Regions from separate parts of the Homo sapiens genome. Here region 2 is linked to region 1. A link is a contact called in ENCODE Hi-C or POLR2A ChIA-PET data. All regions are on one chromosome and are shown on one strand. Each heading gives the region's core, a stretch centred on a gene start or an enhancer-like site at or near the end of the contact. The rest is flanking DNA. Distances are from core to core; before and after follow the strand shown. Region 1 holds the start of FAM210A (family with sequence similarity 210 member A). Region 2 holds the start of NAPG (NSF attachment protein gamma).

Region 1 (7,166 bases), core at 3,865-6,364:
GCCTACAGACAGAAGTCTTTTCAGAAAGCCCAGTCCCAGAAGCTGTTGTGTTTTCATTAATATTGAATGAAGACTCTGTTTCAGAATTCACTGACGCTTTTGCCTGTTCAAGAGACATCTTTTCATATTCTTCTGCTTTTGCAGAATTTGCCATTTATGATTACTTGAATTGATGGTAAAACTTCATGAACCAACACTAGAATAGGAAAAAAATTGGTATTACTTGTAAACACTAAGACTTTAAAACAATTTTTTTTTTTTTTGAGACGGAGTTTCACTCTTGTCGCCCAGGCTGGAGTGCAATGGCATGATCTCGGCTCACTGCAAGCTCCGCCTCTGGGGTTCAAGTGATTCTCCCGCCTCAGCCTCCCCAGTAGCTGGGATTACAGGCACCTGCCACCACGCCTGGCTAATTTTTTGTATGTTTAGCTGAGACGCGATTTCCCCACGTTGGGCAGGCTGGTCTCTAACTCCTGACCCCAGGTGATCCGCCTGCCTTGGCCTCCCAAAGTGCTGGGATTACAGGCGTAAGCCACTGCGCCTGGCCTAAAATAATTTTAACTAGAATTTGATCAACTAGGAGTTTAAAAAAATCTCATTGTAGAGAGCATATTAAAAAATGTTAACTGATACTATGTATGAATTTCTGAATATGGCAGTACTAATTATAATCCCCCCAAAATTCTATAATCTTATTCATAAAAGTCACTGTTGGCATTAAAGCTGACAAATGAAGTGGCGATACACATGCACTAGTTCCATTTTGGTTCTGATCCTTACTCTATAACCCTGGTTCCCAAACTGCATGGTTGGCACCATAACAAACAGGCACCACAGAACCTAATGTGGAAGATATCACAGAAACTACCAGCTTTAAGTACAGCACAGTTCCAGCTGAATAGATTACACTACATACCTTTCAATGACTTTGTGAAGCTGAGATTTTGGTATCACAGAAAATCAAGGTGAAACAGGAAATGAGGTTGGTGGTGCCTATCTGATTTCGAGGCTTGAAGTTGTACAGTACCCAATAGGTTCACACATCCTGTTAGTAAGGGATTGTGATTAATCAAGAATAAAACAGAAACATTACCTTTCCCCCCAATTTATGTGTGTTAATTTTTTAAACAGACATAAAGTTGTTAGACCATAAATACTTTTAAATTCTTTGGGGTAAACTACTTAATAAATGGAACTGTTATATTTCTTTTGGCCTATGGACACTAAGGGCATCAAGAACAGAAAAAGTTTGGGATTCTACAGCAAGAATTCTGAAATCGTATTTCATAATGGGTGTTCCAATTAGGTAGAAAGTGAAGAGAGTAGAAATGGCTTTAGACAAGTTTCAGGACTCAGCCTGCAGTTTGATGACCATTAAGTCTCTTTCAAATATGTTTTTAGACCTACATTAAGATGGGAAAGCGAGAGAAATAACTGAACTATCTATTGGGCAAGAATTATGGTGGTTCATTTATTAAGCCATTCAACAAATTTAGTGACCTCCTACTATGGAGAAGCTCAATGTAAATCATGTTTTCAAGATGTTTATAGCTTATATACCACTATTAAAATGTTAAGCTTTCGCTGGGCACAGTGGCTCACACCTGTAATCCCACCACTTTGGGGGAACGAGGTGGGCAGACTGCTTGAGCTCTGGAGTTCGAGACCAGGTTGGGCAACATGGCAAAATCCCGTCTCTACAAAAAATAGCTGGGCATGGTGGCACATGCCTTAGTCCCAGTTACTCAGCAGGCTGAAGTAGGAGGATCACCTGAGCCCAGGAGGTCCAGGCTGCAGTGAGCCATGATTGTGCCACTGTACTCCAGCCTAGACAACAAAGTGAGACCCCACTTAAAAAAAAAAAGCTTTTTCATGAAGGAAGTGTTTGTGCTTAAAAAAAAAAGTAAATAAATAAAAAGCCTTTTGGATAATGAAAAAGAATAAGAAATCAAGTTGCTTAAAGGAATGGGTAACAAGTCACTCACTATGAATGGGTAAGGGTTTCAATGGTTATTAGTTTTCATGACCCACCATTTGAGGTAACAAAATACCAAGAAGTACCAAATAGAACTGAATCAGAGAACAACAACAACAAATCAGAAAAGTGATTTTCAGAACAAATACTTAAAATGATTATCTAGAAAAACTGGATACCAACTTATCAAATTCCTATTTCTCCTCCTCTGCCATTGATTTCCTAATGGAAATTGGCTTTAAATTCAAATAAAGAAATGTGACTTATCTTTAGCTATATTTATTACCTAAAATTAATATTGAGATTTAAGCATGAATTTTACTTATGTCACTTTCATGATATCACAGATGTGACATAATAAAAACATAATTAGGTCAGAAGAAATGACACAGCATTCCAGATGACCACAAAAATAAGTAAGAACGTTTAAAACCAAGCATCATGTTTACAGCCAACTTGTTCTCAACAAAGGTGCCAAGAACGTACATAGTGAAAAGACAGTCTCTTCAAAAAACGGTGCTGGGAAATCTAGACCACTCTCTCTCACCATATGCAAAAATCAAATCAAAATGGACTGAAAAATTTAATACCCAAAAGTATGAAACTACTTGAAGAAAACATTGTGGAAATGCTTCAAGACACTGGTCTGGGCAAAGATTTTTGTGGTAAGACCTCAAAAGCACAGGCAACAAAAGCAAAAACAGACAAATGGGATTACATCAAGCTAAAAAACTTCTGCACAGCAAAGGAAACAAGAGTGAAGAGATAACCTAGAGAATGGGAGAAAATATCTGCAAAACCATTCATCTGACGGGATTCACAACCGGAATACAGAAGAAACTCAACTCAATAGCAAAAAAAAAGAAGCAATCCTACTACAAATGGGCAAAAGATCTGAATAGACATTTCTTAAAAGACACACAAATGGCCAACAGGTATATACGTAAAAAATGCTCAATATCAGTAATATCAGGGAAATGCAAGTCAAAACCACAATGAGATACCATCTCATCTCGGTTAAAACGGCTTTTATCAAAAAGATTTTTAAAAAATGGATGCTGAGGCCGTCACGGTGGCTCACACCTGTAATCCCAGCACTTTGGGAGGTGGAGGTGGGCAGATCACTTGAGGTCAGGAGTTCTAGACCAGCCTGGCCAACATAGTGAAACCCCGTCTCTACCAAAAACACAAAAATCAGCCGGGCATGGTGATGTGCGCCTGTAATCCCAGCTACTCGGGAGGCTGAGGCATGAGAATCGCTTGAACCCGGGAGGTGGAGGTTGCAGTGAGCTGAGATCAAGCCACTGCACTCCGGCCTGGGCGACAGAGCAAGGCTCCGTCACACACACACACACACACACACACAAAAAAAAAAAAAAAAAAAAAAAAAAAAAAAGATGCTGATGAGGATGCAGGATGCAGAAAAGGGGGAACACTTGTACACTGTTAGGGAGAACGTAAATTAGCACAGCCACTAATTTACATACTGGGAAAAGTATGATGGAGGTTCTTCAAAAAACAAAAAATAGAACTAGTGCTATTGAGATGAGTTTCTTCTATATTCTGGTTGTTAATCCCCTGTCCGATGAACAGTTTTGCAAATCTGGGTACAGATCCAAAAGAAGGGAAATCAGTATATCTAAGAAATATCTGCAGTCTCAAGTTTATTCACAATAGTCAAGATATGGAATCAACCTAAGCGTTCATCAACAGATGAATAAAGATAATGTAGCATATATACACAATGGAATATTAGTCATTAAAAAGAATGAAATCCTGTCATTTGCAACAACATGGATGAAACCGGATGTCATTATGTTAACTGAAATAAGCCAGGCACATGAAGACAATATCATGTTGTTACTCATGTGGGAGCTAAAAATGTGGACCTGATGGAGGTAAAGAGTGGATTGGTGGTTACCACAGACTGGGAAGGGTAGCAGGAAGAGGAGCGGGATGAAGAAGAGAAATTGGTTAATGGGTACAAAAAACCCCAGAAGAAATAAAATCTAGTGCCTGATAGTACAGTGGGGTGGACACAGTTAACAATAACTTATTGTGTAGTTCAAAATAGCTAAAAGAAAAATTGGAATGTTCCCAACATAAAGATAAATGTTTGAGATGACAAATATCCCAATTGCCCTGATTTAGTCGTTACACATTGTATGCATGTATCAAAGTATCACCTGCACCTGCAAATATGTGCAACTTCTATGTATCAATTTAACAAATTGGGGGAAAAAAAACCCAAACCAAACTCAAAGTGGAATAATGAAAACACTCCATAGGGAAGAGAGCTGTCCCTCAGAATCTTCAAGAAACCTTCGAAAGGTGGTCGACTGACATGGAGATGGACACGCGATAAATAACCACACGAACATTTCGACCCGGCTTTCCAGTCACACCTCCGAAGCAAGCTATGTCTCTGCGTCATTTCAGCTCCTCAGGGTACGAGCGAGCAGGCCGCCAGGGCCGCCGGGATAAAGCCCAAGCGGGATAAGCTCTAAGTCCCGACCCGCCCGCTTGACCCTCTACCACGGGGCCCGAGAGGACGCACAGAGGCGAGAAGGGACTTCTCCAGCCAAGTTCACCCCCTCCGTCATTAGCGCGGCCTGTTACTCAACCTCTGGTTCAGGTTTCCGAAGCGCCGCTGAAGACAAACCTGCGGACCCCACGCCCCTCCCCAGCACGGCCCTGGGGCGCGAGCTGGAGCAGCTCTTCGAGCTGCTTCTCCCACCCGGGCTCGCCCAGTCTGGAGGAGGAACAGCGCCCGCCCACCCCAAGGAGTTCCCATTTTCCTTGGGACTGAGGACACAAGGCAATAGACCCACGCGTTGGGTAGTGAAGCACAGGGCTAATGCGAAGTGAGCCCATGTCAGGGGTGGGAGTGCCAGTTCCACCCCTCCACGGCGGCCGAGGGACAAACACAAAGAAAGGAAGGGCCGGAGTTCCAGCCGTCACACTCACCAGCACAGCCAAACGCGATTCTGTTTGCGGAAACGGCGGCCCGCGCCACGCGTGTCTGCTTACGTCACTTCCGGAGGTGCGAGAGTCACGTGGAGACGGTCAGGCGAGAGTGCCGCGACGCACGTCCTCCGCGCCGGAACTACGAGTCCCGACGTGCCGCGCGCGGCATGCAGAAGCTTCACTGAGCGGGCACTGGAGGTCGCGAGCACGTTGCTAGTGGGCGCGGCTGGCGGGGCCGGGGGCGGCAGGGGGCTAGCGTCCGGCTGAGCCCGGCGGGTTCCTGCACGCGGACCCACGCTTTGTCGGGCTGCTCTGCTGAGTGACACCGCCGTGGCATCCGAGGAGCTGTGGTCCAGCCTGCGCGGCGGGAAGCGGCGGCGGCGGCTCCAGCGTCCTAAGAGGTAGCATGGGCCCAGGCCTCTGTGGGGCAGCGGGAGGGGTCTAGAGGGCACCTTCAACCCTGGGCGTGTGTCCGGGAGCTGACTCGCGGCGCGAACCCGGCAACTGCTCCGCGTGCGCCGCTCTTCGGGCTGTGGCAGTGTACGACTGCCAGACGGGTCGTCCACACTCGCCGACCCCACAGACCCCGGCGGCCGAGAGAGGTCCCCCCGCCCTTCCGGGTCGAGCCAGTGTCCTGGCAAATCTTGCTTTGGGACTGTTTTTCAGCCTCCTTTGCTGTAACCCTTCACCGTGTTCTCCCCCCTTCTTCCGAAGCCAGTTGAAGAGGGGCCCGGAAGCGCCCGCGTTCGGAATGGTTTTTAAAATTAGCAATTTCTTATTAGGGACTGGCAGACTGGTCCTTACCGCCGTGTTTGGGAAGCCACAAGAGGCCATTCTTACCTGTTAGATTCTGAGAAAAGGGACCGCCTATACCTCTTCTTGACAAATACCTAAGGATGCATTAGTCTGCGTTGGCTGAACTTGGCATGGTGTGGTTTGGGGGAGACAACACACTTTTTTTGGCCATCACCCCAGATTTCTACTGGGGAGTGAAAGCGCCTACTGTACTGAAACTCGAAAGCTCCATAGTTGAGGACTTTCAACCTGAGATCAGGGTCAAAACTACCTGTGGATAGATTATTGAAGCGTGTGCATATTAACGTCGTGCGTCAAGTCCCCACCTTCCAAGGTTGTAAAACTGATCAGATTTACAATCCGTCTTGAATTACTCTTTACCAAAATTGATCCATTTAAAACAGCTTTGAAAATGTGCTTTACCAGCCTTCCTTCTTGTCAGTAGGCACAGGTATATTAATGAATAGACCTGGCTTTGGGGAAGGCAGCATTTGCAGCGTTGTGCTTTCCAATCTAATCACTTCTAAATTGTGGGCATTAGCCCATTTGAGGTTACAAACTTTGAACCAAGAATGAGGCCTATTTTTCACAAATAAGGATGACCCATCAATTTCTGATGACTGCTTGTATTTGTTATTATATGAAATGAGGTAAGTTGAGAATTAATCTCATTACATGAATATTGACAACTGCAAAAGTGTAGGTCTTACAGATCGAATGCATTATAGGCATATACAAGCATTAGAACCAGGCAATTACATTCCCTGTTCCTGATGCTTAAGTTTCTTGAGATAATTGCTGTTGTAATTTTACAGAAAATGAGTGTAATTTTGACTTTTAAAAACATGTTTTAATGTTTTTAAACACCGGGTGCAGTGGCTCACTTCTGTAATCCCAGCCGTTGGGAGGCCGAGGCGGTTGGATCACGAGGTCAGGAGTTTGAGACCAGCCTGGCCAACATGGTGAAACCCCGTCTCTACTAAAAATACAAAAATTAGCCAGGCGTGGTGGCGCGTGCCTGTAATCCCAGCTACTCAGGAGGCTGAGGCAGGAGAATCGCTTAAACCCGGAAGGCGGAGGTTGCAGTGAGCCGAGATTGCGCCGTTGCACTCTAGCCTGGGCGACAGAGCGAGACTGTCTCAAAAAAAACTAAACAAAACAAAAAAAGTTATTAGATTAAAAGCCTCTTAACTATGTGTTTATGAAAACTCCACGATGATGGGATATATAGAGATTACATTTTTCAGTTTTTATAAAACTTAACTAGAAGTTGTGTAAATTCATTTGAGAATAGAGGGGAAGGATTCTTGAAAGCAGTTAATGTAAGTAAATGAGCCAGATAAAAATGATTTTAAAGTTACCATTGGTGTTATTTTTCCCTCATTATTGCCTGAGTAATCTCTGGTTTTCTGGACATTAAAATAATAAT
Region 2 (6,214 bases), core at 25-2,524, 3.2 Mb after region 1:
AATCTCTATTTGGAAAGTTATTGTGAAGATCTCAGCTTATGAAATTATGTATGTGAAGCACCCACCACAGAGCACAATGCTGACTTTTTCTTTTCTTTTTTTTTTTTTTTTTTGAGACGGAGTCTCGCTCTGTGGCCCAGGCTGGAGTGCAGTGGCGCGATCTCGGCTCACTGCAAGCTCTGCCTTCCGGGTTCAGGCCATTCTCCTGCCTCAGGCTCCCGAGTAGCTGGGACTACAGGCGCCCGCCACCACGCCCGGCTAATTTTTTGTATTTTTAGTAGAGACGGTTTTCACCGTGTTAGCCAGGATGGTCTGGATCTTCTGACCTTGTGATCCGCCCGCCTCGGCCTCCCAAAGTGCTGGGATTGCAGACGTGAGCCACCGCGCCCGGCCCACAATGCTGACTTTCTATTAACTGTAACTGCCAGATAAAAATGCACTGGAGTAATGAAACGGGGGGAAGAGGCTGCCAAAAGGATGAATTAAGGATTATCAGTTCAGTCCCACAAACATTTGCAGGGTGCCTACTACGTACTGTACCAGAGGTGGCAGGACATACACATCAAAGGACGAACGAAGCACAGTCCCTGCCCACAGGGACAGTAAAATGCCAGATGACAAAGGTTCACCGAGGAGTTTTTGGGGTAAACCTATGGTCCCCTCCACACAGGGGGCTCTTCTAGGGCGGTGGTTCTCAACAGAGCGATGTTGTTCCCCAGATGACATTTTGGGTTGCCACAAATGGGGAAGAGATGCGACCGGCACCCAGCAGGTAGAGGCCAAGGATGCTGCTAACGAGCCTCCGATGCACAGACAGCCCCCACCACAATCTTCAGGAGCAGAGCGCCCAAGTAGAGAAGCCCTCGCCCCGCAGCACTGCGCCGAGTCCCCGCCCACACCGGCTCTGGGGAGCGGACTTCCGGCGGGGTGGACCCACGGCGCTTCCCGAGGCGCCGCAGAGCTGACCCCGACCCCGGGAGTGTGACCCAGAGGACACCGAGCCCCGGCAGCCCTGCGGGCACCAGCGCGCCGAGGCCCCTCAGCCCTGAGCCCTCCCTCCCGCCCCCCCCGGGTGCTAAGGCCGCGCCAGTGAGAGACGGACCCGGCGTCTACACACAGGCCCCCGGAAGGTTCTCACTCACTATTTCTCTGCTTTGGCGAGGTGTTCCAGCCCCTCGTTTATCTTCTGAGCCGCCATCTCCACAGTCAGGTCTCTGACGTGGAGAGAGGGTGACCCTGCCTCTTCCTCCGGCGCCAAGAATCCGCCCAAATAGGCGTGGGAACGCCGAGGAGGAAGCTGGTGCAGCGCGACAGTCGAGCGGCTACGGAGGGCCGGAGGGCCCAAGCCGCTGCGACGAAGCGGGGCTGGGAGCCTGCCGGTGCGCCCCGCAAAGAGACATTGCGCAGGCGCAGCGCGTCAAGGCTGGCCCCACCTAGGGCATCTAGCGCAGGCGCGGTGAGATACTGATGGGGCGTATTCTTTCATTCAATATTTGCAAAGCACCTAATATGTGTCAGGCACTATTTTAGATGCGGGAAGATCAGCAGACAAAAACTCCCGCCCTCTTGAAGTCTTGCTTTTTCATTAATGTGAAACTGCTGTGGATCCTGTTTGTAGGGTTAATTGGCTTTATAATTTATTACATCTGAAGTTTCTCTGTATGACAGATAGAATAGTATTCTTCTATCCATTCTGCCTTTTGGGTATTAATTGTATGTCAGTCAAGAAACGAAACAGACTTGTAAACCCTGATTACTGTCAAATAATCCGCGCCCAACCCAAATAATCGCTCTAATATTTCAAGCCGTGATAAGTGCTCTAAATGGGAAGTTGAGGGATCTAAAGTCGCGTACAGTGGTCTGGTAAAAATAGTAACCAGTAATACAGTTGGCTTCATTCATAATTCATGGTGATTTCAATATCCACATGGATGATTCCTGCAATGACTATACAGCCTCTCAGCTTCCAACCTCCTGTGATCTTTCCCACACTAGCGCAGCCACACATTCCTGGGATCACACCCTTGACCTTACTCATAACTGTGTACCCTCCGTAGTGTCAGTTTCAAACAGCTCACTTTACTTCCCCTTTCCATTCCAGCTCATACCTCCTAGTGCTAGTAATTACTTAACCTTCACCAGATTCCTCACCTTTCCCTATCCCTCTGCTCTTACACGTCCTTCTTTTCCCAGCATAAATTCATGTCCCATCATTTTAGTGCGTATACTCTCAACGGCCTTGGCTCCCTCTCCCTCCTTTCTCCAAGCCAGGAAAAACCCCAGCTCTCCACCTACTCTGGAACTGCTCTTGAGCAAGTGAATTTGACTGGAAAAAAACAAACGAGGATGCTAACATTACTCATTTTAATGATCATAAACATTAAGCCGACCTTTGGTGCTGCTGAGCAACTCTCCTATGTTTCCATGGTCAAATCACTCACCCACTCACTTGGAGGGCTGTTCACACCTTCCTTCTCAAAACTCCTACACAATCTCTGCTTGCCTGCCAACTCTCACTTATTGTTGAATATGAAATAACTATTCGAAGAGTTCTTCCCTTTGGCCTCACCACACAATCGATCGATCTTCCTGCATCTATTTGCCAATCAATATTTTGCATTTTTTCTAGTGCCAACAGGTGAACTGGCCTTGGATTTTTTTCTCTATCCTCACTTTCTTATTTAGTACCCACACACAAGACCCCTCTTCATTTGGTTGTCTAGCCTGGGCTTCCTTTATAGGAAGGCAGCAGAATTTCAAGAGAGTGAAAGTGGAAACTTCAGGCTTCGTAAGGCCTGGACTCCCACTGCACATTACTTCTGCCACATTTTATTGATGAAAACATGTCATAAGGCAAGTTCAGATTCAAGAGGTAGGAAAATAGAGGAGTGTAAAATACTTTGGCCATGACTTCCAATTCACCACAACTCTGGGATGACTGATTAAATATAAAAGGACTGTTACCAGTGGAAAGCCTTATGTTTTCAAGTGAGTTTAGATTTATTAACCACCCAATACCATCACCCTCTAAAACCATTGAAAGTGCCCAGAAAGTTTTCTAAGCCTATAACCTCCTCCACATTCTCCCTTATTTATTCATTCATTATTGAATTATTGTTTACTGAATGCCCACTCTGCACAAGACATTAAGCCTACACACCTAGGACCCAATTGTTGAGCAAGAGATATAATGCCTGCCCTCATTGCATTCATGATCTATGAGAGGATACAATATTTAACTTAATTTTACTTTGGCATCAACAAAGAAAGAATGGGAAAAAAACCCCACGATAGTGATATAGCAGTTATTAAGAAATACTTTTTAGGCAGATAGTAAGGGTAAATGTTCTCAGTGGAAATTTTCCTGTTTTAAGAAACAACCCCTGAACCATCTCTTTTCTAACAGAAAAGGCAGCTTGAAGAGCCAGGCCCGCAAGCTTTGATATGCAAATGTCAGTCCTTAGAAACTGAGTTCACTCAACATGGTGATTCCGCCATCTCTTCCTTGTCATCAGGTGTACCAAGTGTCATGGCCACCTCCAGATAACACCATGTGTTCAGAACATCACGGTGACCTGTATTTGCATATTAAAGGGCTAAGGTGGGAGGGCCAGGTTTTTCGAGAGCTATGTAAATGACACACCTGGTCAAACCAATCCCCTGGGCCCTATGCAAACCAGACACCACCTCCTCCAGGATCCCAATATAAGCAACCACTTTTCCACTGCACACTGGGTTTTCTCTTTGTTCAAATCCTCCCTACCTCTGTCTCTGTATGGGGGAGGTGTTTTCTTCTTCCTTCCTTCTTTCTTGCCTATTAAACTTTTCACTCCTTAAAACCACTCCACGTGTCCGTGTTGTTAATCCTATCAGCACGAGACCAACAACCCTGGTGTTCCTCCATTCGTTGGAGCTATATCAATAGCCATGGGCATTCAAGGGTTCTATGTTTCAAAGGACCCTTGACCAGGGAAGCCGTGGTAAGTATGTGCTAACATGCATTCATAGTAAAGGGGAGAAGAAGAGAGAGAATGGGCACAGTAAAGGTGTAACACAAATGCCCCCACTTTCTTCCCCTCCCCTTCTCTTCCTGCAATAACATTGAGGTGGGAGTTGAGCAAGGGGAATTTAAACTGAGAAGTCAGCTTAGAAGAACTGAGAATGGAAAGCATGGACCAAATGATGATAGACTAAGACGTGTAGTTTCCCAAGCTAGAATCGATAGTGTGACCCCAGGCCTTGTTGACCCATAAACGTAATTCTTGTTATCACAGCAGCTACCACCAGAACCTCAGCAAAAGTTGTCTTTGTGACTTCAACTTACCTCTTGCCTCCTCTCCTAAGGCTCTTTAGACGCTCATGTCCTCCCTCACCTACCCCGTCAACATACAGACTTGCTGGCTGCTGGCCCAAGTGATTCCATCTGAGCCAATCCTCTCCTCTAGTTCTAGAAACTCTTTTTCTTTATCCTGCCTCAATAAAAATGTGCATTCCTGAGTGATCTACTTGTTTTGGATGTGACTAAAATGATTCACATCAAAGTGTGAATGAGGCTTAAAATAGAGCTTGCAAACCCCATTCCTTCTCTCATGGTGGGCTTAAGTCTCTGAGAGTTCTTTAAGCCTGCATCCCCAGGTTCCTTGTCTACACAAACCTGCTTCCTTCCCCTAGCCTAGTCTGCTGCCAGGAAGCAAAATCCTTGGACCTACCTCCCACAGCTGAATGTTCCAGTCAAATAAAAGGTCTTTGTCATTTCTTGGAGAGAGGGTTTGATGGGTCAAATGAGCTCTATTTCAAATCAGGAATCATAAATAAGGAAACATAAGAGCTCCTATATCGCTAAGTTTTCTTTGTTTGTTTAATTGCTAGTAGCCTGACTGTGTAATTTTACCCTTTTCCCCCACAAATATACTGTTATGTTATACAAGAGATACACTTCTGAGACCCAGCCCAAGAGGTTAGCCATGAATCATAAAATCATTTCTCTGGGAAAATATATTCTGAGTTATAAATAACGAATTTACAAAAAACCTTTGGAACAAATTCTGCTATCATTTGACAGTTCCTTTCATCAGAATAGGATTTTAGAAGATTGTTCTTGGCTTTTTTTCTGATAAAACTAATAGAAGCCATTATGATCTGTATTTTTTTTTCTGGTTAAGTGTTAATGAATACATTGACTTTTAAAAATCACCACTGAATCTCTATGAGATTAATATGGAGAATTCGTTCTCCAGATTCCTGTGTCCAATGCCTTCTTAGCAGCTCCACCTAGACATCTAAAATGTCATACATAATCTGTTCAAATCTGAGCTCCTGATGCTCCCATACCTGCTCTCCCTTCAGGCTCAGCCATGCTGGGTTCATGGCAGCTTCACCCTCTCCTTGCCCAAACACTTGGAGTCATGCTCCTCTGCTCTTTCTGTCGCACAACACATGCAATCTGTAGGAAATTCTGTCGACTTTGCCTCCAAAAAGTGCCCAGAGGCAACCACGTCTCCTCATCTCCCTGTCCACAGCCACCGCGTAGTCTGTTAGTTGCCATCGTCTGTGACTGCACTCACCATCTGTGTTCAGAACACAGTGCAGTGCGAATTCCAGAGCAGAACTCAGTCAATTTTGGCTGAAAGTCCTGTGTCATTACGGAAGAAGAGGAAGAAGCATTTGGACACTTGGAAGGTGTTTTCTCTCAAGTCTGGCCATGGCCCTTCTTCAAGGTAATTTCTTTTCTTTCTTTCTTTCTTTCTTTTTTAAATTATTCTTTCTTTTTTTTTAGAGACAGGGTCTTACTCTGTCACCCAGGTTGGAGTGCAGTGGCATAATCATGGCTCACTGCAGCCTCAAACTCCTAGCCTCAAGCAATCCTCCTGCCTCAACCTCCCAAGTAACTGGGACTGTGGGTATGTGCCACCACACCTGGCTATTTTTTATTATTATTTTTAGTAGCGACAAGGCCTCACTATGTTGCCCAGGCTGATCTCAAACTTCTGGGCTCAAGCAACCCTCTTGCCTCAGCCTCCCAGAGTGCTGGGATCACCAGTGCACCCCCCTGCACCCAGCCCTTTCCAGTGATTTCTTTGGCTTGTATTTGCTTCTTTTTGCTGGGCTTTCTCCACATTCCTCTCAACCTCTCCTGCTCTAACCTTTCACAGAACCATCATTATTAATTTTTTTATTTTCAATTGAATTTCAAAATCAAAGCAAGAGAATGAAT

The links. Hi-C counts contacts between places; a loop is a spot of excess contacts on that map. ChIA-PET counts read pairs that join two places held with the same protein, here RNA polymerase II (POLR2A). Pooled maps may share reads with other maps.
Region 2: a map of CD8-positive, alpha-beta T cell shows a loop between it and region 1 (23-fold over the local background). The contact joins the promoter of NAPG here to the promoter of FAM210A in region 1. A Hi-C loop is called at or near these places in 2 of 168 maps with a recorded cell type or tissue (CD4-positive, alpha-beta T cell and CD8-positive, alpha-beta T cell) and 7 of 50 pooled maps. POLR2A ChIA-PET finds 5 or more read pairs at or near these places in 1 of 52 experiments (OCI-LY7).

What each region holds. Positions count from the first base shown.
Region 1 is chr18:13,724,506-13,731,671 of GRCh38, reverse strand. It overlaps FAM210A (family with sequence similarity 210 member A), which reads left to right and starts at 5,114. Exons shown (of 4, transcript NM_152352.4): 1 at 5,114-5,343. It overlaps RNMT (RNA guanine-7 methyltransferase), which reads right to left and starts at 4,999. Exons shown (of 12, transcript NM_003799.3): 1 at 4,943-4,999; 2 at 917-1,045; 3 at 1-196. The coding sequence starts at 154. RefSeq lists an enhancer at 5,011-5,936.
Region 2 is chr18:10,521,087-10,527,300 of GRCh38, reverse strand. NAPG (NSF attachment protein gamma) reads right to left here and starts at 1,274. Exons shown (of 12, transcript NM_003826.3): 1 at 1,143-1,274. The coding sequence starts at 1,198. RefSeq lists a silencer at 882-1,131.